2 separate regions of the Homo sapiens genome follow, and region 1 is linked to region 2. The links are chromatin loops, found by intact Hi-C in ENCODE. Cell type or tissue: B cell. All regions are shown on one strand. Links, peaks and the distances in the headings refer to the core of each region. The heading gives the core; the rest is flanking DNA.

What was found. Hi-C counts contacts between places; a loop is a spot of excess contacts. Peaks named below come from ENCODE experiments on the same cell type or tissue, not always from the same donor. Only the 100,000 strongest peaks of a DNase experiment are listed, where the experiment ranks them.
Region 1: it touches region 2 in a loop (7-fold over the local background); 20 of 110 quality-filtered maps call a loop at or near these places.

What each region holds. Positions count from the first base shown.
Region 1 is chr1:2,375,108-2,386,854 of GRCh38, forward strand. It overlaps MORN1 (MORN repeat containing 1), which reads right to left. Exons shown (of 14, transcript NM_024848.3): 5 at 10,700-10,790; 6 at 9,871-9,958. Among named protein-coding and RNA genes, the nearest start is that of MORN1, 11 kb to the right of the region's middle. RefSeq lists a silencer at 128-322. In B cell, for the core only: CTCF peaks have their summits at 6,820 (motif pointing left) and 7,760; DNase peaks (open chromatin) are centred at 6,304, 6,814 and 7,694; H3K27ac peaks cover 1,209 bases.
Region 2 is chr1:2,127,278-2,139,024 of GRCh38, forward strand. PRKCZ (protein kinase C zeta) reads left to right here. Exons shown (of 18, transcript NM_002744.6): 5 at 7,985-8,070. Among named protein-coding and RNA genes, the nearest start is that of PRKCZ-AS1, 51 kb to the right of the region's middle. RefSeq lists enhancers at 2,987-3,936, 3,937-4,886, 5,837-6,786, 9,637-10,585 and a silencer at 5,711-6,340. In B cell, for the core only: a CTCF peak has its summit at 5,321; DNase peaks (open chromatin) are centred at 5,156 and 6,084; H3K4me3 peaks cover 1,366 bases; H3K27ac peaks cover 1,531 bases.

The sequences.
Region 1 (11,747 bases), core at 2,030-10,029, 250 kb after region 2:
CCAAGTCATACAACAAAGCCTGGGAAAATCATGTGAAATAGCAGGGTGATTATTTTCATGGAAAATTTAAATGGTATTTCATTTGACTCTGAATTACTTCTATTAGAAGAAAAATTAACCAAAGGCACGTTTTGCTTCTGTTCACTCTCTGGCAGGAGCCAAGTGGGCTCCTGCTTCCCTGCCCGGCCCTCCCTGGGTGCCTTTCCCAGGGGAACCCCGAGGCAGCGGTGGCAGGTCTGCAGGGCGCAGCGTGTGCCTTCTGGGGCTTCTCCACGGATCCTGGGCCCTGGGATGTGTGGGAAGAGACAGCGAGGGCCGAGGGCCAGGGCTGAGGAGTGTGGCAGATCAGGGACAAGTGGATGGCGCTGGAGCTCTCTCTGGCTGCAGGGAGACAGGGCCTCTGCAGACAGTCCTGAAGGCGACTGGATTGCCCCAAAGGCCAGGGAGAGCCACAGTACATGAAGGGCTGGGGCAGGGTGGGGGCAACTCACAGCTGCTGGCTGGGAGCACGGCTCACGCCTCCAGGCAGGGGGCTCCGATCCGAGACAACTGGCAGCCCGCGTGGGTGCCCGGAGGCAGCAAAAAGGCAGCTCTCAGCTTCAGGAGAGGCTGGGCAGCCAGCTCGGGGTGCCAGGTGGGCAGAGGCCCGGCTGCTGTCTGGACAGGGCCCTTGCTCCTGAGGCTCTTGTTCCTCCAGCTCCCAGACCCCAAGATCCCAGCCAGCACCCACCCGGCTGCATTCCTGCAGTGTTCCAAGCTGAGCGCACCACTGACGTCACCCCATCGGCCTAGACAGTTGCCCTGAAGATCAGAGTCCGGTTCACCGTGCCACCCTGGGCTCTGGGCAAGCACCATCCACACTGGCAACTACAGTGGATGGGGGCCCCAGAGCTGACCACATGTGGGGTCAGGTGAGAGTGGTTCTGGGCTTCAGCTACCAAGGACTGGCGCAGAGTCCATGGGCTGCCCTGACTGCTGCTGCACGGCATGCCTGGAGGCCATGCCATGCCCTGTTGGAGGCCGTGGGCACCCTTGCATCCACAGAGCACCTCCCCTCAGCCTTGCCCCCTCAGCTCTCTGTCCTATGACTCCAGACGTTCCCACCAAACTGGGTGAGAGTCCAACGCATTTGATTGGCATCTCTTGAGGGTCCCTTCCTGGGACCATTGTCCTCACTGTCTCTCATCTCATTCACGCTGGACGGGGAGAGGCGCGAGTCAGCGCACAGCTGAGGGCTCTTCAGGGCGTCCGGGGCCCCCGTCACCGTCAGTGATGAGAATGGCGATGTCTGGTCTCTGCCCCCTTCCACCTGCTCGGCCTCTGGAAGGTGCCCCGGGCTTTCAGGAGGAGGGAGGTGGAGCTGCGGGGCAGGGCTGACACCAGCTGCAATATGGCGTCCAGGGTGAGTACCCAGTGAGGCTGTGGCTGGGCAGGGGAAGCCAGACACACTCGAGTCATGAGAAATGCAGAGGTGCAGAGCCCGCCTTTGGGGTGAGTGGCTCCTCCCATGGTTGGTCTGGGGCTGCGGCTCACGTATGTGGCACGAGCCTGCCTGGCATCCCCCTCCCTGGGTGCGCAGCAATCAGGTCAGGGCTTGGCATCCTCGGTACCCACCGCTGGTGTCCGGGTGGGAGGGCTGAGCCAGGCAAGCTTTCATGCAGCACTTGGTCAGTCCAAGCACATTTGAGTGATCAATTCAACTGATCCAATAGCCCGGTCTTGTCTAATTCACGTTATCAATCACACCTTTGACAATTCGGCTGTTTCTGTTTCATGTACCCCAAGCAGGAACGAGCAAGAGCTTATTAAATAGGGTGCAGGGGAGGCTCCTGATCCTCCTGCTGACGGCACAGACTGGGACACTGAGAGTCCTGGAGCAGCTGCCTCCCACCCGGGCCTCAGGGAGCACCCAGGCACAGTCCAGGCCGATGCCCAGCGTGGAGAGTTACGTGCGGGGCCTCAGCCACACACAGGCTGGGACCGAGGAATGGGCATTTTGCCACCTGCTCACCCTCCTCCTCCCTGCTGGGCCACTGCCTGGCACCCAGGTGAGCACAGGTGTGCGGTACGGGACACGGGAAGGTGGTGGTGGTCACACGACCTTTGGGGAAGGGCCACTGGGGTCCAGGTCCACACCCAAAACACAGAGGCAAACAGCGGTTCCAAAGTCAGGAAGCAGTCGTGCAGGATGATGGTGACACACATACGTCCCCCTCGGTCACAAAGGCGACCCCAGGACCACAAGGGTGTCCTCTGTGAGGGGCCCTCCCTTCCCTGCCCAGCCGGGTGGCAGAGCACTCAGGAGGCCCCGGGCAGTGCTCGGCTCTCCCCAGCTCCCAGCACCACTCAGCCGAAGGCTCACACCTTCCCTGATAGTCGACAAGCTCGGACGGCTCGGCTGGTGCAGGGACTGCTCTGGCGCTGGCCCACTCCAAGCAGCCTGGGGCAGAAGAGGTTGTGAGTGCTCTTCTTTCTCCCAATGGGAAGCACTTCTGGTCCATTCATGCTGTTTTCTTTCCATGCTTTATTGGAAGCTATGCCCTCTGTTTTCAGGCCCTAGTCAGGCATCCACCCTCCCCTGGCACCATCAGGCACTTCCTGCCTCTGGCCCTCCTGGGGGGGTCCTGGGTCTGGTGCTCCTTGGGGTTCAACAGCCCTGGGAGGTGGGGGTGAAGAGCAGGGGCTCCAGCTTTCCCCAGTGTTGGCCTCGAGGGTGCTGTGGTCTGGAGAAAGTAACCCCCAACCATTGCCAAACCTTGGGCATCAAGAGACGGGGCCTTTGCTGAGGTTCACGGCCTGGTGCACCAGGTGGGGGCTCCGAGGACCAGCTGCCCAGCCCCCTCAGGCCACGTCATGAGTGAGGAGCCTGCCGGACCCTTCTGCCTGGGCCCTGCGACTGCTCAGGGGCTGGTGTGCCTTGGTGGCACGGGTGGGGCTAGCTCTGGTTTCTGAAGACCGGCCATTTGCATCACTTCATGGTAACAGTGAGGACCAGGGGTCCTGCATTTGACCTCGCTGGTCCCATCGCAAGTGCCTGGGCTTCAAGGTGTGAACTGTGAGGAGTTCCAGAGGGGACATGGGGCCTGCCCTAGTGTAACCCTAGTGCTTCCATGACGGCCCCAACAGCCGGCCCCCTCCTCTGCCCCAGGGTGGTGGGGGGTCCACATGAGGCAAGCCGGCCAGACTCCCCACAGGCCATGCGTGCTCAAACACCCCAAATTATCTACATGATTCTCAGTGTTACATGCACCCCAGGAGTCCCCCACTGGCCCAGGCTTCCTGGACTGTGACCCCTGGGTCCAAGGGCAGTAGGCCCAAACGTGGAGGCTATAGGCCCCGTGGAGGCCCCCGGTTGGGCATTCCCACACACGCCCAGCTGAGGAGAGGAGGCTCGGGGACTGCGGCAGGCAAAGCCGCCCAGAAGGAGCCACCTGCTCCGTGCAGTGAGCAGGTGCTCGGCACCCAGCGGCAACTCCGGGAAAGCTGGCGTGTGAGACAGCCAACACTCACGGCGCAGCTGATACAGCCAGGGATGCCCGGAGGGCCGCGCTGCTGCCAACATGGGTAGGAGACACTCTGATGTGCACACACACGTGTGGCCTCTACTCTGTCTGCTCCGTCTCCCACCGAGGATGTTCTGGAGGACGTGTGGGGCCTGCCCAAGCCCTCGGGTCCTGGGAGGTCGAGCAGTAAGCTGTAAACTAGGAGTGTGGGGGACGGAGATGGCTGAGGCGTCACAGGCTGGTGGGGGTGCTCGTGGCCCAGGACCTCTGTGGCTTCCGGGACCGGCCTGAGCCGCGTGGCTCCTGTCCCTGTGGAAGAGGAGCCTTCTCTGCTTTGGGATCCGCTGTTCTTATTTTCCGTCAGAAGAAGCTGTAACACGTTTATTTTCAGGAATGCATTTTTTTCTAGAATGCATTTTTAAAAAAAGGTTCTTCATAGAGCTTTGCATTAAGGAATACTGGCTGCAAGGCAGGAGACACGGTTTGCAGAAAACACACCTGCTGTCGAGAGGGAGAACAGGTCTCCCGGAGGGGCCTCACCAACCCTGAGCTCATGGTGCCTGGGTAGCAGCCGATGTCTCCTTGAGTTTCTCCTACTATAGATGGGTGGATCAGAGCTGATGTAGGAGGTGCCAAGGGCATGATCCGAGGTGGGCAGAGGTGAAGGCCAGGAGAGAGAGAAGAAAGGACTTACCACTTTCTAGTCTTTTCAGAACATAAAATGATCTCTAAAAATAAACGAACAGCCGGCGCTGGTTGGGGTGTGGCTGGAGGGGCAGGGCAGTTCTAAGAGGCAACTCAGTGTCCAAGAAGGTCCCAGCGCCTACCTCGTGGCCCTGATCGATGGTTTAAGCTCCCAGGGAAGAAGTCAAAAGGCCAAACTCCTGTGCACAAAGGCACTCCACAAAGCCTGGCAGCACCAAACATGGTGAGGGGCAGGTGCTCACGGGTGGGGGCAGCTGGTGGCCAGGACTGGGGGAGACTACAGCTGCCAAGAAGCGTCAAAGAGGGGGAGACCGGGTGCGCAGTGGTGGCCACGGCTGACAGTGGGTGGGCTTGCATCTCAATTGTGGTTATTGTTAAGAGGGCTAAACTCATTAGGGTAACCTTTTACAAAAATAACAGAAAATAACCAGTGTTGGTGAGGCTGGGGAGGAACTGGAACTGTGTGCACTGTGGGCAGGAAGGTAAAAGGGTGAGGCCGCTGTGGAGAACAGCATGGCGGTTCCTCAAAAATTAAAAACAGAATCACCATCCGATGCAGCAGTCTCACCTCTGGGGCTGTGGCCCACAGGGCCTTGAAGAGTTCTCTGTGCAGCCGTATTCACAGCAGCATCACCCACAGGACCCAGGAGGGGAAGCCTCCCCAGAGTCCACCCACAGATGGGCAGAGAAGCGTGTCTGTCCACACGGGGTGGTGGTGGTGGGGGGTGCGGGCCCGGCTCAGCCTTAGCAAGGAAGGAGGAGCTGGCACAGGCTCCAGCATGGAGGCTTCTGGGGACACCGCGCCGGGTGAAACAAGCCTGGCACGAAAGGACACCACTCACAGGAGGCCCTGAGATCAGCAGAGTCTACAAACACACAGTGGAACAGTGGCTGCCAGGGGTTGGAGCGTGGGGAGTTCGTGCTGGATGGGGACAGAGGTTCGGGTGGGAAGCTGACAAAGTTCTGGAGGTGGATGTGGTTGTGGCTACACGAAATGTGCCCGTGCCTCCTGCCACGCCACTGCACGCTTAAAAGTGGTCACGGCCCAGCGCAGCGGCTCACGCCTGAAATCCCAGCCCTTTGGGGGCCAAGGCAGAAGCACTTGGGGCCCAGGAATTGGAGATTAGCCTGGGCAACACAGTGAGACCTCGCCTCTTCAAAACAAAAAGTAGTTAAGATGCTAAGTTTTACGTTACATGGATTTTACCATGACAAAATGGTTAGTGTTTTGGTTTTTTATTTTTTTGAGACAGGGTCTTGCTCTGTCACCCAGGCTGGAGTGCAGTGGGCGTGATCTCAGCTCACTACAACCTCTGCCTCCCAGGTTCAAGCGATCCTCCCTCCTCAGCCTCCTGAGGAGCTGGGGCCACAGGTGTGTACCACCATGCTTAGCTAATTTTGTATTGTTTAAAACTTCTTTTGTAGAGACAGGGTCTCCCTGTGTTGCCCAGGCTGGTCTTGAACTCCTGGGCTCAAGCAGTCCTCCCACCTCGGCCTCCCAAAGTGCTGAGAGTACAGGTGTGAGCCACTGTGCCTGGTCGACAAAATGTTTTTTAAAGCGGGCTAAATATTTGACTAATGACACCACAAGCAACGGCTGTCCCCTCACTCTGGACAGCTCTCGGGATGTGCGGCCTGACCCCCGTCTCTGGCGGCTGCTGCCTCTCCGGGTCGATGCCGTTTTCTCTCCAGGTTGAAGGTGGAGGAGAGGCACTGTGACCGGAGGGCCCAGCGCTAAGATGCAGAGCAGAGAACTGAGCAGCTGAGCCAAGAGAGCCTCGCTTCTCCTCATTATCCAGAGTCCAAGGGACAGACCTGGTAATGTCTTCTTGCACAAACAGCCATGTGAAAACCTCCTGCCTCTGAAGCGTGGTCTGGCAGCCACGGCTGTGCTGCGTGGGAGGCGGCCCCGGCCCAGTCCTGACCTGAGGGGATGGGAGCCCAGCCTGTCCTTTTGGCCTCGGGCGCCCTTCTCAGCGTCTACATCGGTCTGGGCAGGAGGAATGCCTGGAGAAGGCGCTGGAGGAGCAGGCAGCTCACTGGCCATGGTCTGCCCGTGCCTGCAGGTGTCAGCAGCGTGGACGAGGCCAGGGGACTGCTGCCACCAGTGACACTGCCCAGAGCACCCCGTGGGGCAGCAAGCACCAGCACACAGCAGTGTCCCCAGGGAGCTCAAGCCACGGGCCTGCCTGGGGAGGGTGTGCGGGCCTCGGTTGGCAGGCGGTCCCAGGGCCTGCCCAGGTCTCCCAGTCCTCTGGGCCTGGACGGCAGAGGAGTGGGGAGGTCATGTTATAACCCCAGGGAATGTAGGTCACGCGAAGGGTTTGGCACCAAGACTCTCGCAGAAATCCTCTGCAAAACCCTCTGCAGAATTCAAGGTTTTACCACCAAGGGGAGAAACCATCCCAAGCAGAAAGGCCTGGGGGGCCGCTTGGGGGCCCGGCTCTCAGGAGTACCCAGCCAGCCCTTGGGCCCAGTGGCCATCCCAGGCCATCCTCCCCCGTCCAAACTCATGGCTTGGGAATAAGCTCTGGGCTCCCGGGGAGGAGCTGCCTCCCTCCAGCAAGGCCCGGGCCAGTGTGGTGCCGGGACAGGGCTGGGCTGCCCCCTGGTGGATGCGCTGAGCACCCTGGTGCTGTCAGCCCAGGAGGGAGGGCGCCGTCCCTTGCCTGGTCCTCTCTCTTGGCCCAGGGCGCTGGTGACCAGCAAGCAGTGTGGACCCGAGTTGGCGCCTGGGTAGTAGCCAGGGGACCTGTGGGACAGAACAGCCTCTGGGGACAGGGCTAGGCTGGGAGTGGGGGTGGGGAGGACAAAGCTGTCCATGGTCCTCTGGAAGAACAGGAGCTGCTTCTCGCCCGGCCCAGGCCGGAGGGGATGGCCCTGTCTGGCAGCAGGCGGCACCTCTGTGTCCCTGGGCCATGAGACAGGCCCTGACCAGGTCCTCCTGAATCTCAGGGAACATGAGGATTGGGTGAGTGGCTGGGGGCCCCCAGGGCTGTGTTGCCCTGGTGAGGGAGCCTGCCATCCTAGCACCTCAGCTTCCTCACCTATGCCCTGCTCGGACTGGTGGGGATCATGAGCCAATGCACCGAAAGGCTGACAGCAGCGCCTGGCACCCAGGAAGTGAAACCACACACCCGAGCCCAAGCTCCAGAGCTGTGCACCAGCGCCGGCCCCAGCTTTGCCCTAGCCCTGCAAGGCGAGGGAATCGTCATGGTGGCAGTGGGGTGGGGGCCCGGGTGTGCTCGGGTGGGAAGGGGCGGGCAGAAGAGAATTCTGCCCAGGGACTCCCTTAGGCGCACTCTCCCACTGCCACTCTGGACAGTGAAGACAAGGGAGCAGTGGCTGCCCCAGCACGTGGTGAAGTCTGGTCCTGTAGGATGGACACAAGTCCCCAGGGGAGAAGAGGCTACAGCATCTCCTGCATATGGCTCAGGTGAGAACCCGCAGCACCAGCCCAGGCCAGCAGGGGCAGCAACGACGCTGACATGGGCTCCCGTGGTCCAGCAAGGACACTGCCAATGGTCAACTGCCCTGAGCAGGGCTGGCAGACCCCGGAGTGGGTATGGGTGGCACTTTTACCCAAGCAGGATGCTGTTTCAAGAGCAGGGAGGGTGGACATGCATGCGGAGGGGAGCCACACTGCACCTCCCGCCTGACCACCCCTCCAGGGGCCCCACATCTGACCACCTCTGAGGCCCTGCTGCGGGCAGCTGTGCCAGCCAGGATGAGTCTCCCATCCCCACCCCCAACTCCTCCATCCCCATGTGGCCCCATGCCAACTGCCAACCCATCACCTCTCAGTTCCCAGCACCCCCCTTCCTTGCCCACTTTTGCCTGACGGGAACTGGACCCTGTCAACGTTTCTCCTTTGCCAACAAGTGCAATGCCAGGCTTTGTCAACAGAGAACAAGGCGGGACTGTGGGAGGTAGTGTTTCTACTTTAACTCCTATGGCCAGGGCCAGTGGCCTGTGGAACACCCCAGAGTCTGGTCTCTGGCAAGCGTCTCCTGCACCTCAGGGGGAGTTTCCTGAGAAGTAGCTTTGGCCCCTGGCACCCTAGAAAACCTCTCTACCACCTGGGCTGGCAGCCACACCCTCTCTGTGGAGGTCTGAGTCTCAGGAGGGTGCTGGGTTCCTCCTAGTTCCAGGGACCATTCTCTCCAACCACTGCTCCAACTTTCATAGGAGAATCTTGGCAAGGAAGGGAATTCAACTGACATTGTAATTCTGCGACCCACACAATTAAATGTTGCGTTTCTCATCAAAGCAGCCCCGAGGCTCTAAGGAACGAGGGACTCCTCTCCACGGCCACAGCAGTCCTGATTCTCAGGCTGTGACCTGCGCTGCGTTTAGAGACCTGCACGCGTGGTTCCTATCTGTTAGTGCTGCTGGACGCTCAGGGGGCCCCTCACAGCCCTTGCAGTCATGGTCATCTTCGTGGCTGCGACAGCCTCACACAGCAGCACCTGGGTTTCTGAGGCTCTCAATTCCGCTAGTGCCTCACGCCCAGCATGGGGGATGGCTTGGTTAACCGTGAAGCACCCCCACACTGTGGACCAGCAGCCTCCCCTTCCCACCAGCCAGGAGCTCAGGCCTGCAGCCCAGCCCAAGCAGCAACCACACCACTCCCAGACTCCACCGCAGAGGGTCTGTCTCCGGGCCCCCTCCTGACACTGAGACGTTGCTCTTCCTTCTCCTGCCCTTTTTGGTAGCTAGCTGCCTCGTCCTTGTTGGTGACTCTTTCATTACGTTTTTCCCATTGGAGTGATGGGTGTGGTTTCTGTCTCCTGAGTCGTCCTTGTTAGTGATTTTTTCATTACATTTTTCCCCATTGGAGTGATCGGTGTTGCTTCTGCCTCCTGACTGTGTCCTGAACCAGGCCCCACTGTCCATCCAATGCTCAGACCGAAAGCTCAGGCACCAACCTTGACTCTTCTCTTGCCTTTGCCCGCACATCCAACCTGTCAACAAGTCTGGTGTCCTCTCCTCCAAACATCCTGAAATTTGCTCTCTGCACTCACGGGGCCGCTGCCCCATTCGCCCGAGAACAATCCTAGTCCCTGCCTTGTAGGGCCTGTCACAGACCAGAATGTACCACCCCCAAATCTGCCTCTTTGGCATCAGCACTATTTTGAGCAGATTATTTTGAGAAACTGCAGACACAGGAGAAGCTCCCTTTTGTAAGAAAAAATTTGCATCCGTAAAGGAAGTTCCACGGTAAGGGCATCTCCTCTCCGTACCAGGAAGAGAAAGGCCCCAGATCGCCGAGGCGCAGAGGCTCCCATCGGTGGAGAAGGCCCCGCCTCAGCTGCGCCACCAGTCTTATCCCCGTGACTGGCCCCCAGCACCCTTCTTCCTTTGGTTTGGCTGAAGATGGGATTTAAGTCAAAAGTGAGAGCCGCCTGTGAGCTTCCCTGCCTCTCCGCGTACCTCCTGAGTATACACAAGGCACACATATGAATACACTCCTGTTTTTCTCTTTTCCCAACAGGGAACTGTGAGGGGAGAGAGAAACTTATCTTCCCACACGGGATCAGGGAATCGCAGGGCCTGGCACATGGAGAAGCTGCCAGGGTGAGGCTCCCCATACACCCCACGCGCCCTGCCCACCACGAGGCCTGTACCCTCTGGGCAGCAGGTGCCGCGCGCCCCCGGGTACCTTGTAGGTGGAGCCGTCGGCGCAGCGCAGCACCCCGTGTCCCTGACGCCGGTCCCGGACCCAGTCGCCGTCGTACTTGTCACCGTTCCTGGGGGACACACGCACGGAGTCCACTCTCAACAGGGGGAGCCGGGTGGTGGCAGTGACTCAGACCGGCTCCTCCCACCGGGCTCCGCAGGCACTGCGGGACCGAGGCAAAAATAGGCCCGAGCAGATGGCCCCAAGAGCTCCTGCCTCGCCAGGGCCAGCTGGGGGCCGACGACAGGCGGTGGGGACACGTCCGCCCACCCCCACCCTAGATGGTAGGCCTGCTCGGGACGCACTCAGCTTCCGCTACTCAAAATGGGAAATGACCCAGGAGAGGCAACGGGAGGGGGCTGCAGTCTCCACAGCCAGTGAGGCTGAGACTCCGCCGTGGGAATTTCCACACGGGCTGAAGATGCCTAGCACTTGGGAGGCGGAGGCGGGAGGCTCTGCTGGCCGGAGAGCACCCCCATCCTCATTTAGACCTGGAGACGCTCCTGTGGTGCCACTTTGCCGCCAGCCTGACGTTCTCAGGAGGTATTTTAATCGGGGGGGGGGGGGATGTTTTATCTAAACACACAATTGGTCAATTTCAATAAACAAGGGGAAAATTACAGAATAACACCGAAACCACAGAATGTGGTTCAACAACTTGGCACTGGGGGGGTGGCGGGTAGACAGCAGGGGCCGGAACAGGCCCGGGGTGTCCCATGGCAGTCCTGTCTACACCCCCAGGCCACATGGCCTCACACCTGCCCTGTGTATCTGTCATGCGCCAGGCAGTACCCACAAGACTCATACTCACTGAAAGAGCATCTGCCCAGGGCCGTGCCTCTTGTTGTCATGGAAGGAGCCCTGGTACACTTGTCCATCCCGGTCCACCAGAAACCCGTGTCCTGGAGAAGGGACCGAGAGACAGACTTGGCTTTGTGCCTCCTCCTGCATCTGAGAAGGGATCTGCCCTCCGCTCCTTGGAGGGCGGGCAGGAGCAAAGTAGCAAGTCTAGGAGGCATGGGGCTCAGGGCCCCCCAGGAACATGACAGACCCTCCAGACCTGGCTACACAGAGGCCTCAGCACGGCTCGGTGAGGCTCTGAACGGGAAGGGCAGATGTGCTTTGGGACAGGTCGGTGAGCTGACAGGGCAGCAAAAATGGCCCTGGGGTCCAGTTCTGAAAGGTGCGGTTGAGGGGCCCTGCGGACTGCCATCTGAGGCTGCACAGGCTCTGCGTGCTGCTGGGGTGAGGATGGGTGCAGTTTGGGCCTGTCGTTTGTTTTCACAAGAAACTTCAAGTTCACAGTGAGGAGGGCAGGGCTTGACCTGAACGAGGAGAAACTCAAAAGAGGATGGGGGTTCGTAAACTGCGGCATTTTCAGATTTTGGACAACTCAGAAATTTGAGAGTATTTCTGCTTCTTTTGTTTTTTTTGTTGTCGTTGCTTTGCTTTTGAGACGGAGTCCCGCTCTGTCACCAGGCTGGAGTGCAGTGGCACGATCTCGGCTCACTACAACCTCTGCCTCCTGGGTTCAAGTGATTCTCTTGCCTCAGCCTCCTGAGTAGCTGGGATTACAGGTGTGTGCCACCATGCCCAGCCATTTTTGTATTTTTAGTAGAGTCGGAGTTTCACCATTTTGCCAAGGCTGGTCTCAAACTCCTCATCTCAGGTGATCCGCCTGCCTTGGCCTCCCAAAGTGCTGGGATTACAAGCGTGAGCTACCACGCCTGGCCTCTGCTTCTTAACATAAGGAAAACACTGGAAAAAGAAGCTCCGTCTGTGGTGGAGGGTATTATGTGCTTGACTCCTGTCTCGGGTGCGGGTGGCCTTTTGGCTGTGGGACTACGGCCCGTGCTGGG
Region 2 (11,747 bases), core at 2,077-10,076:
CATGTTTTCAATCACATGTTCAGCTGGGAAATAGATCTGTGGTTAGAAACGGGAAGTTTGAGTTGCAGGCTTGCGATCCGGGCAGGTCCCTCAGATGGAGGGGCTGCACCTCCACTGCCCCCCCCACCGCCGCCCCTGCCCCACGGCCACCCCAGATCCTCAGACGCCCCTCCCTGTGCCTTCTCACCCTCTGGTCCTGGCTGGGCCCGTCCCGCCCCACGTCCCGCCTCCCACTGCCCTCAGCCTCTGGAACGGTGCCTGCATGGCTGGCACTATCCAGCGCAGAAGGAATGAAGGACTTCTGTTCAGACAGCTCTGCTGGGAGCGTTCTGGCCTGAAATGCAGTGGGAGCTCTGGTGCAGGTGTAGCCGAGGCTCAGGGGCTCCACACCAGGCAAATAGGCGAACGGCGTCTCCCGCGGCTCCCGGTGGCTTTTTAGGACTCTGCGTTCGTGTTCTCCATTGTCCCTGGCAGCCCCTGGCCAGGGTGGCCCAGTGCCCACTATAGAGGGTGCAGGTCAGTTTGTGGACCAATGGCCAACCAGGCTGAGTCAGGTGAGGTGGGGAGTCCCACCCCAAACCCCAAACTCCAGTGTCTGGGCCACGGGCAGCCCTGGGACACCTTAGCTCTGGACACGAATTTGCGGTCATTGCTGTTCTTGTGTCTCTATTTGCCTAGGACATGCTGGCAGCTAACTGGGTGCTGGGGAAGCCTGGAGAGGAAGCCAGGTGGCCCCAGGCTCCTGGAGCTCAGAATCTAGTGGAAATCGCTGCCCAGGGAAGAAGCTCCGGAGTCTAGAGGTGGCAGCACCCATTTTACCTGCACCCTCAGTGACAGCTGCACCCTGGCTTCTGGGGACCTCTGGGCCCAAGGGCACCTCACTGTCTCCTTGTCCTCCTGGTCACTGACCTGGGCCACCATAGAAGGCACCTGGCTATCTGCATGTGGCTTGACCACTGCCTTGCACCCATCCGGGCCCCGCAGGGCCGTCCTGTGGCACTGCTTTGGGCTGTGCTGGTCACCCTGTGTAGCGGGGCCATGTCCAGTGAACAGGAGAGGCCTCAAGTGCCCCCTGACCTGCTGCCAGGGACTCGGCCCCTCCCTCACCGCCACCGCACCCAAGGGCTGTCGCCTGTCCCAGCCTGCTGCTCCGAGTTTAGTGTTTTAAAACGTGTTTTCTACGTCTTGTCAGAGTGCTCAAGGCGCGAGATTGCCATGGAAACTGAGCTCCTTAGAATTCCTGTGGCCGTCCTAATTATAGAATCTCAAAGACACGCACAGAGCTCCTTGAGGTTGTCGGAGTTAAGGCTGAAAGAGGAGGAGCGGCCCCTGTGATCCCCACAATTTTGTTCCCTGCTTGCTTCAGCAGAGCCTGGCACCCAGGGAGGTGGCAGGATGGGTCCCCAATGGGCACGTGACATCGAGCCAGCTCTGACTCCAAAGCCTGACCCGTGTGGCTGCACCGTCCACTGTGCGCTGTCCACTGCAGGAGACCCCAGGCTGTGTCCACACGTACCCCCGGAAGGACCTCCTGCTAACCTGGGCTTGACTTTGAGACCCTGTTCCACAGAGGTAGCCGGGGGACTCGCGGTGCCAGGCCCACAGCCTCCTCGCCGGTAGTATCTGGGGGCCAGGGGCCGTTTCCAGAGCACACTCCCCAGAAGGGCTCCCTTCTCCTTTTCACAGCGCTGTCTGTCGCTTAGGTCAGAAATAGGCCCATCGCTTTCCAAGCAGAAACCCAAACACTGAAAATTCGACTGTGACTTTTGAGGGGTGGGGACCGCCAGGTCCCCCCAACATCCCTGCCTGCGGGCCCAGAAAGGCAGAGTGGCTGCCGGCCCGCGTGTCCAGGCCCCTTACACTGAGGGAACCTTCTAGTCAATTGCCTGAAGTTCGAAGGTTTGGGGGGTTTTTGTGGTTGCTTCCGTTTGTTTTGGCAGTTGCAGAATCCCCCGAAAAGGTGGGAATGTGGATTTTTCAAGGCAGGTGCTCCTTTGATTCAGAAGCTAAGGAGGCCCTAAGTGCAGTCTCACCTTGAGAAAAATATCAGGCCAGTCCTAACGGAGGGGCGTCCTGCAGACACCCAGCCTGCACTCAGAACTGTCACGGTCAGAAAGCACGGTCAGAAAGTCTGAGAAAGTCACGGTGCAGCAGGGCCCGAGAGGCAAGACGGTGACACGTGGGCTCCTGGAAGAGGCAGGATGGTGACACGTGGGCTCCAGGACAGGACCCTGGGGCGGACGCAGACAGTGGGTGAAAACCAAGGAAAGGTCTGAATATCGCTTAAGGTAGCCATGGATCCTGTCTCATTAATTGTAACAGTGTAGCAGGCGGGTGGAAGATGAGAGCTGTGGGGAGCCAGGCAGGGGGGGTCTCTGGGAACTCTCCAATTTAAAGCTGTTCTTAAAAATAGTCTATTAAAAAAGACAGTTGAGGGCGGCCCTGCCTACAGCTGGAGTTGAGGTTCTAGCACCAGGCTTCCTCTCAGCCTCCATAGGCGAGTAGGGACCAGGCAGGGCCTTGGCCACAGGGAGGCTTCTGGTTACCAGGTTCTCCACAGCCTTTGCAGTTTCCCTGTGAATCTGAAATTACCCCCAAATAAAAAGGATGGGTTTTTTTGTTTGTTTGTTTTGTTTTGTTTTTGAGACAGGGTCTGGCTTTGTTGCCCAGGCTGGAATACAGTGGTGTGATCTCTGCTCAGTGCAGCCTCCACCTGCCAGGCTCAGGTGATCCTCCCACCTCAGCCTCCCGAGTAGCTGGGACTATAGGTGCACGCCACCACACTCGGCTCATTTTTTATATTTTTTTTATAGAGACGGGGTCTCACCATATTGCCTAGGCTGGATTCAAATTCCTGGGCTCAAGTGATCCACCTGCCTCGACCTACCGAGGTAGTGGGGTTACAAGCATGAGCCGCCACGCCTGGCCAAAAGGTGTATTTGTTAAGTACAGGCTGCCCTGCTGTCCGTTATCCCTTATAACTCACCTGGTCCCTGCTTTCCAGCTGGGGACTGGCATGGACCCCATGGGGCTTCCCCCATTTCACTGAGGCAAGACCCAGATGCTGGGGGTATTGGGTGTCCTGCCCAACCAGGGTCCCCAGGGCCAGGGGCTCCTGGCGTGCCTTCCCGTGGGACTCCGCATGGGGGGCTGGGAGGGCGAGGAAAATGGGAAACATGATGCCTGCCCAAAACTCCCACCTCGGAGACCCTGTGCCAGGGTTTTCCAGAGAGACCAAACCAATAGGGTGTGTGTATAGAAAGATCTATTGTAAGGAACTGGCTTGTTCATAGAGACTTATGAAGCCCAAAATCTACAGGGGGCCCAGCAGGCTGGAGACCTAGGAGGAGCCACAGCCGCAGCACTGCTGCTTAGGGAGCTCAGCCTTTGCTCTGTGGAGGCCTTTTTCTGCTTGGGTGAGGCCCACCTGCATTGTGGTGGGCAGTCTGCTTCCCCCAAAGTCAGCTGATTTAAATGTTTATCTCATCCATACTCACCCTCATGGAAACATCCAGGATAACATTTGACCAGCCGTCTGGGCACCATGGCCCAGCCGCGTGGACACATACAGTGAACCATTGCAGGCCCTTCCTTGGCACTTGGCATCCACGCATATCCCCTTAAGCCACACTCAGTCTCCACACAGCAGTACTCCCGCCTGACACACTCGGTCTCCACACACAGCAGTACTCCCGCCTGACACAGTTCGACCCTCCCGCAAGCAGTGCCAGCACACTTGGCCTTCCCAGAAGAGGGCCACCATCATGGGCTCGGACCTTCCAGCTGGACTGCAGTGGGGTGGGGCGTGGCCTCGCCTCTGTGGTCTTTGGGTCACTTGAATCCCCGCCTCTCACTCATTTTCCTTTGGTATTTGCAAATTTGTCCCCGTGGCGCCTGGAGCTGACTGCCGGGTGCCACATGTGTCCTGCCTCAAGCCAAGCTCCAGGCGGCACCCGTGAGCAGGCAGGGATGCCAGTGGTTTCTCACCTGGGAGTTTCTTTGCAGGCTCAGAGCTCTTTGTTCCTTTTTAAAAATCTGATTTGAAGGCCGGGCACAGTGGCTCACACCTGTAATCTCAGCACTTTGGGAGGCCGAAGTGGGCATATCGCCTGAGGTCAGGCGTTGGAGACCAGCCTGGGCAACACAGGTTGGGGCAACTCCCTTCCCTAATAAAAGTTCAAAACCAACCCTTAAAGTTTAAAAAGTGAGATGGGATATTTGAAGGAGGCAGGTCTGAGGGAAATGCTTGAAATTATCCTCTCTGTCCCTGTGCTGCCAGGTCATTTAGTTCCATTGTTATTCAACATACCATTTGACACATGCTAGGAGCGCAGGACTCGGCAATATAAAGCGTGGTAATCGATGGACACTGCCCCCGGCAGCCAGCCAGGGGCAGGACTTAAGCCCCACCCAACTGCAGGCTGTCCCCCGCCGCTGCTAGCCTGAAGTTGGATTGGTTACTGCTGCGGCCTGAAATTGGATTGGTTATTTGCTTACTGGAACATTTTTGTCACATGACTGTGTATTCTAAAACAAGATGTTGTTTTTGTTTTTGAGAGAGTCTCGCTCTGTCGCCCAGGCTGGAGTGCAGTGGCGCGATCGCGGCTCACTGCAAGCTCCACCTCCCGGGTTCACGCCATTCTCCTGCCTCAGCCTCCCAAGTAGTTGGGACTACAGGCGCCCACCACCACACCCGACTAATTTTTTGTATTTTTAGTAGAGACGGGGTTTCACCGTGTTAGCCAGGATGGTCTCGATCTCCTGACCTTGTGATCTGCCCGCCTCGGCCTCCCAAAGTGCTGGGATTACAGGCGGGAGCCACCGTGCCTAGTATTGGGTTTGTTTGTTTGTTTTTTGACTTACTTGTTTGGTTCTATAGCAATGGCACCATGTTTCTGTCACCCTAGGGTTTGATTTTTGGTGTTTCTAAGACACCTCTGGGCCACTGCACATGGCTGAGGTGGGCTTCGCACTGGCTCTGTCTTCCGTTGGACGCCCACACATCGGTTTATTTATGCATTCTCTTGTCCACAGACCTTGAGGTCATCAGACATCTTGAATGCTCCCGAGCCCAGGAGCGAGCGTTTCTGAGCTTTGACGGAGCAGCAGTGGGGCTGCCGGGCCCTAGGGGGAGCAAATGGTCCTCGTTTCTGAGCTGCGAGGCTCTCCCAGAGAATAAGCCATTTCTCCGGGGCACTCCTGGGCCTCGAAGGTGTTTGGGGCTGCGGGGGATTGATTTGTGCCGACCCCGCAGTGTAGGAGACGCCTGGGCGGCCTTGCGGGTTGCTTCGATGGTTCTCGGGGCTGAGATGCTTGTGTCTCTCTCGGGCGAGACGCCTGCTCTGGGCTTCTGTTCCTATTTTGACTGCTTTTTCCTCATGGATTTTTCAGTCCAGCATCCCTAGCCACGGGCCCTTTGTCTCTCATGTGTGCAGGTGACTCACGGTGACTAAAATCTTCTGTAATTCCTTCTAAAATGTTTTGCCGCTTTGCTGTCCACGTTTCCACCCTTAGTCTCTGAGGGGCCTAGTGTGTGTATGGTGGGAAGCGGGGTCAGCCCCCGCCTGGACCGCTGTGACAGAACCCCACAGACAGGGTGACTTACACACGACAGAAACGTCTTTTCTCAAGTTCTGGAGGCGTGGGGACCCCATCTCCAAATACAGCCACATTGGGGGTTAGGGCTCCCCACGTGAATTTAGGGGACACTTCAGTTCGTCCCGGCGGGGACTGGGGACGCCGGGCTGTGTGCTGTGTCCTGTGGGAGAGTTTGTTCACCCTGCTGGAGGCTCCCTGATGAGCCCTGGCGTCTGCTAGGACGTCATTCTCTTTACTGATTGAACTCGAAGGATGTCCAGTTGGCGCATTTTCAGGGTTTCCCAGGCGCACTGGGGGTGGGTCCTGTGTGTCCCCGCTCCAGCCAGCTTCGACCCCCAGCTGTGCGTCAGTCCCTCAGCTCCGCCCCCCAGCTGCGCGGCCGTCCCTCGGCTCCGCCCCACAGCTGTGTGACCGCCCTGCGGCTCCGCCCGCAGCTGCACGTTCGTCCCTCGGCTCCGCCCCCAGTTGCTCGTCGGTTCCCTCGGCTCCGCCCCCTCGGCTGTGCGTCTGGCCCTCAGCTCCACCCCCAGCTGCGCGTCCGTTCCTCAGCTCAGTCCCCAAGCTGTGCGTCCTTCCCTCAGCTCTACCCCCAGCTGTGCGCCCGCCCCTTGGTTCCACCCCCCTCCCCAGCTGTGCGCCCGCCCCTTGGTTCCACCCCCCCCAGCTGTGCATCCGTCCCTTGGCTCCGCCCCGCACTGTGCGTCCATTTTTGACTCCGCCCCCGGCTGTGCGCTCATCCCTCGGCTCCGCCCCCGGCTGTGCGTCCGTCCCTCGGTTCCGCCCCCGGCTGCGCGTCTGTCCCTCGACTCGGCCCCTCAGCTGTGCGCCACTTTCTCTGTGGCCCACAGTACCTCCGTCTCCGCCGCTTCACACCCTTCTCTTTCTTTCTCTCTTCAGAGAGGGTTGTTGGGCAGGCAGAGCATCCCCCGAGGGGACAAGTCAGGCCTACGGACTCCTGGAGCCAGGACCTGCCGTAGGCTGGTTAGGGCAGGATGCGCCCTGTCTTCGTGGGTAGAGCCACATGAGGGGTCACCCGACCCCCTCAGGGCTGAGGGGCACAGGGGCCGAAAGTGTGGCCGCCCCTGGGGGTCTGCGCCTCTTGTGGAGCCCAGGCCTGGCGCCCAGGTGGGTGGAGTGTGGAGGGGGCACAGGCTGCACGACCCCAGCCTGGCCTCGGGCTTGCTGGGAGTCGCGTCTGTGGCCGGAGGGGCCTTTGGTGTCACCAGGCCTCTGTCAAACCCCAAGCCGCATCCTGGGAGGGCTGGGTGGGCTGAGCCGCCCGCTGCCGTGAGGCCTCTTTGACCTGCGCTCCTGGAGGACCCCTGACTTCTTGGTTTCGCTCTGAATCTTCCATTTAAAGGAAGAGGAGCAGGTTTTACCATCCGTGTGGCCTGATTTCAGCAGTTTCCAGTCAGGGCTAGTCATTTGCTTGTTTTAAAAACATTCCGTTACAATTTCCACTTCAGTATATTTGTGGCACTTTCATTTGGTTCATGAAAGTCGCTTTTATGATGGAATTTTATAAAAGCACAAAGCTTCCCATTGTACGTTCCGTTTCTGAAGATTCTGTTTACACACACATCCGTTTCAAAGAGTTTTGGAGGAGCAAAGTGGGACACGGTGTTGAGGAAGGACAAGACCAGCCGTCTGGTTACAGGCTTGGTGCCGCCTTTCTCATAAGAGGCACAGTCCGCATGGGCTGGACTGTCAAATGCATGTTATAAAGATGATGTTTTTGGTAACTTGCGAATGGAAACGGGTGCACGGTCGGTTTGGCTCTCCTGCCCTGAGATTTATTAGGTTAAAGGAAACTCGACTGGAGAGCCCGGGGCCTCGCGCCGCTTGCGTCTGGCGAGTTGTTGAAGTGAAGTCAGTGGCGCTCTGCACCTTAGCCTGGCCCAGGCTCCACTGTGGCGTCCACTCTTCCTCCTCTGACAGTCATGTGTAAATATTGAGGCCCGTTTGAACTATCCCTGTGCGGAAAAAAAGGCCTGTTTTTCACAGGGCTGCCTGGGGAGGAGGGGGGTGGAAAGGAAAACAGGCAGGGGACAGACGGACCCGGCCTGCGTTGGCCTGGGGTGACTTCACGGCTCCACTGTCAGCAAGCGGCCGTCCCGTGGTGGATCCTGTCCGCCCTGCGAGGACACCTGGCTCCATCCACACCTGGGCCTCTGTCTCCAGCCGCCGAGGCCGTGACACCATGAGGATCATGTGAGGAGGGGCAGAGAGAGGCCTCCGGGAGGCCGTCATTCCAGCCCTGCCTTCCCTGCCTGGGAGGACGCTGCGGCCGCCACCACCTGGACGGGAGTGGCCTGTCGCAGCTGCACCCTGCGTGGGCTCGTGGCTGCCACGCTGTTTCTTTACACCTTTCTCATATCCTTTCCAGAATCTATCTACCGCCGGGGAGCCAGAAGATGGAGGAAGCTGTACCGTGCCAACGGCCACCTCTTCCAAGCCAAGCGCTTTAACAGGGTGAGTGGCCCCCTTGGGACTAGTCCCTCAAGGGGCCTTTTGTTACTTTTAAAAGCAAAGAGAGAGGAGGGGAGGCACGTCCCGCTGAGCCCAGGCTGGGCTCTTTTTGGCGCCCGAGGGCAAGGTTACAGAAATGCTTTCTCTGGTGCAGGATGAGGCTTTGACTAGGGCTGTCTGAGGCGGGAAGTGCCCTCCGGGCCTTTCCCTGCGTGGTGGCTGCCCAGTGAATGCTGTCTGTGTCTGCCTGGCTGTGTGACTCTTATCAGGGCTCAGGGCTCACTGGCCTGAGGCCCCAGCCTGCCTGCATCCAGAGTGGGGCGGCCGCATTCCATCCGCATGTAGCGCCAGGGTGTGTGTTTTCAGCCGCACACAGTGTTGCCTAGTAGCTAAGAGTCTCCGTGAACCCTGGAAGCTCCTTCAGCCCCATCCCTGCTTGGGCCTCTGTCTTCCCAGCGGCCACCCACGGGGGCCCTTTCCAGAGGACACTTAGCTTATTTTCCTTGTTTCTCTTTATGATGCTTTTCTAGTTCCTATGAAATGGGTGATTCAGATGCTTTTGTAATTGTTCTGTTTCACAGTGGAAGGGGAGGTGTCTGGGTGTGCCTTGGTGGCCCTGGAGTTGGTCCCACACAGGGAGTGTCTTGGGGGTGCGTGGAAGTATACAGGGCCTGTCCCCACTGCGGGACTCCACACAGAGCCCCTGACAGCCCCTCACAGGAGCGGTGGCCCTGGGGCTACCTTTGCATTCCACACTCACCTGCCACGTGGCCTCACGTGTCAACCTCCGCTGGGTGTACGGCACCTCTGTCTCCTGGAGCGGCCTCAAGTCACCTGCCCCTCCTTCTACTCCCATGGTCTGCCCTCTAGACCATCAGGAAGTTCTGTTCATGTGAGCCACTCCTCCTGCCCCTGCGTGTGCTCGGTCCCTGTCATGTGGCAAGAGTGGGTCTGGACTCCCATTCCTCTTGGGGCTAACACAGGTGAGGATGCAGGACAAGCTCCTGAGTGACTGAAGAGGGGTGTGGTGGGAACTAGGCTCCAGGAGATGAGCAGGTCAGCACTAGGAAGACCTGGACATTGCCTGGAGAGCCCAGAGGACTTCCTGGAGGAGGAGGCATCTGATCATACTGCCTGGGAGGTCAGTGCAGAGGAGATGCCAGGAGCACCGAGGATGTGGCAGGCACGGGAGAGTCCAGCCAGTGTCTGGGAGGCCCTGAGGACGAGGTTGGGGACACCAGGAAATGGGGAGCCTAGGCGGCTGTGTGCTTAGGGCAGGTGGGTGTGGGTGAACAGGCAGTTTGGCTCAGGCTGGGACTCAGGAGAGTGTGGCTGGAGGTGGCCACATTGGGAATATCTGTGGAGTATGGTGCCAGGGAGTGTTGCAGCACAGAGATCCCGTCCGCACCCCAGCCCACCCTGGCCGCCTTTTCTGAGGACACACGTTGTGAGTCTTCTGGGGCTGCAGAACACAGCACCACTAACTGGCAGCTTAAACAATGGAAACTTGCTCTCCGGCAGTCTGGGGCTGGAAGTCCAAAACGAAGGTGTCTTTATGAGTCAGGGTTCTCCAGAGGGATGGTACCAATGGGATGCATGTACATGAAAGGGAGTTGATTAGGGAGAACTGGCCCTCGGGCGCACAAGACGAAGTCTTACGATAGGCCAGCTGCAGGCTGGGGAAGAAAGAAGCCAGCAGTGGCTCACTCCGAGTCCAAAAGCCTCAGAAGCAGGGAAGCCGACAGTGCAGCCTTCAGCCTCTGCCAGAGGCTCCAGAGCCCCCGGCAAACCACTAATAAGTCCCGGAGTCTAAAGGCCCAAGAACCTGGAATCTGATGTCCCAGGGTAGGACGAGTGGCAGGAAGCATCCAGCATGGGAGAAAGATGAAAGCCAGAAGACCCAGGAAAACTGCTTCTCCCACCTGCTTCCGCCTGCTTTGCCCCAGCCGCACTGGCAGCTGATTGGACGCCACCGCCCACCCACATTGAGGGTGGGTCTTGCCCTCCCAGTCCACTGACTCAAATACCAGTCTCAGGGCAGCGCCCTCATAGACACACCCAGATGCAATACTTCACCAGTTCTCTAGGCATCCTTCAACCCAGTCAAGTCGGCGCCTGGTGTGACCCATTACAGTGCCGCAGGGCTGCGCCCTCCTTCCCCCGCAGCCACTGGTAGCTGCGGGCAGCCTTGTTCCTGTGCTGGCAGAGGAACCACTCACCTCTGTTTCCGTCTCCACATGGCCTCCTCTGTATCTGTCTCTTCTGTCATTCTGCATGACGGATTAGCCCAGAGTGAACCCTACCCACCCAGTGACATGGGCCAGGGCTCCGGGCAGCACAGGGTGTGGCCTCTCACTGTGCAGCTTTGAGGAGAAAAGTCCATTCTGCCGATGGCAGGTGCAGACCATAAGTGACCCTCCCCCTCCCCACCACCACCAGTGAGCAAAAGCTTTTCCTTTCCTTCCTGCAGACACTGGAGGAAAGGGTGGCAGGTGGACCCACCACAGCCCCGCTCTGCTGTGGAGGTACAGCCCTTCTGGGCGTGTGAACGAGCCAGTTTCACAAACACAGAGGCCAAGGCGAGAGTGGCCCGAAAGCCTGCAACCTGACTGCTCAGGGAGGGCGGCTGCCCTGCAGTTCAGCCTGTCCGATTCCCGCCTAATTGTGCCCGGGCTCTGATCTCGCCACCTGCTCGTAACGTTCTCTGTCCGGACCTCAGAGCCGCTCCATGTAGTGCTCACTTCATGTTAATTGCAGGACCACTCAGATCACCTCTGCTGTCACTTAAAAGGGGCATTTCAGGAGGAAAGCACTTGGTTTTGTGTGAATCAGTAAGACTTAAAGGGGAACAAGCACCCAGGAGAAGAGAGACTTTTCCGTCCTCTTTGTTGGTGAAGCGAGGATGAAAGAGTGGGCATCCGTCGCTGGGGACTGGGCTCCCCGCCCAGCTCTTTCTGTGCACTTGAAAGCACTGCCCTTGGACTTTGAGAAGGAAGCGTTCAGTGGGGGAGCCAAAGGGAGAGAGCCAGCGAGGTTCTGAAGAAGGAGGTGAGGAGGGGCTGCCTCCTCCATGAAGGATGGTGCCGGGGGTGGCAGGGAAGCCCACTCAGTGGAACAGAACTGCTGGGTCAGAGCTGGCCCAGGGCTGAGCACTTCTTGCAGAGGAGGGAAGGGATCCTCCAGTAAATCCTGAGGAGGTGATTGGTTAATTATCAGCCCAGGAATGGGGGGTGAGGTGGGTAGGAATCCAGGCTGCTGGCTCCCATCACAGTAAACGGCAGGTGGATTGAGGTTAAAAAAAAATCACAGGGCCCGGCGCAGTGGCTCACGCCTGTAATCCCAGCACTTTGGGAGGCCGAGATGGGTGATCGCTTGAGGCCAGGAGTTCAAGATCCATCTGGCCAACATGGTGAAACCCATCTGTACTAAAAATACAAAAATTAGCCAGGCGTGGTGGCACGTGCCTGTAATCCCAGCTACTCAGGAGTCTGAGGCAGGAGAATCACTTGAACCCAGGAGGCGGGGGTTGCGGTGAGCTGAGATTGTGCCACTGGGCGACAGAGTGAGACTCCGTCTCAAATAAATAAAAAGAAGAAACCTAGAAGCTGTGCAGATCTCTGGAGAAAAACCGGGCAGTGAGGACCAGAGGGTCTTTAGACTCAGCCACACAGAATTTTCAG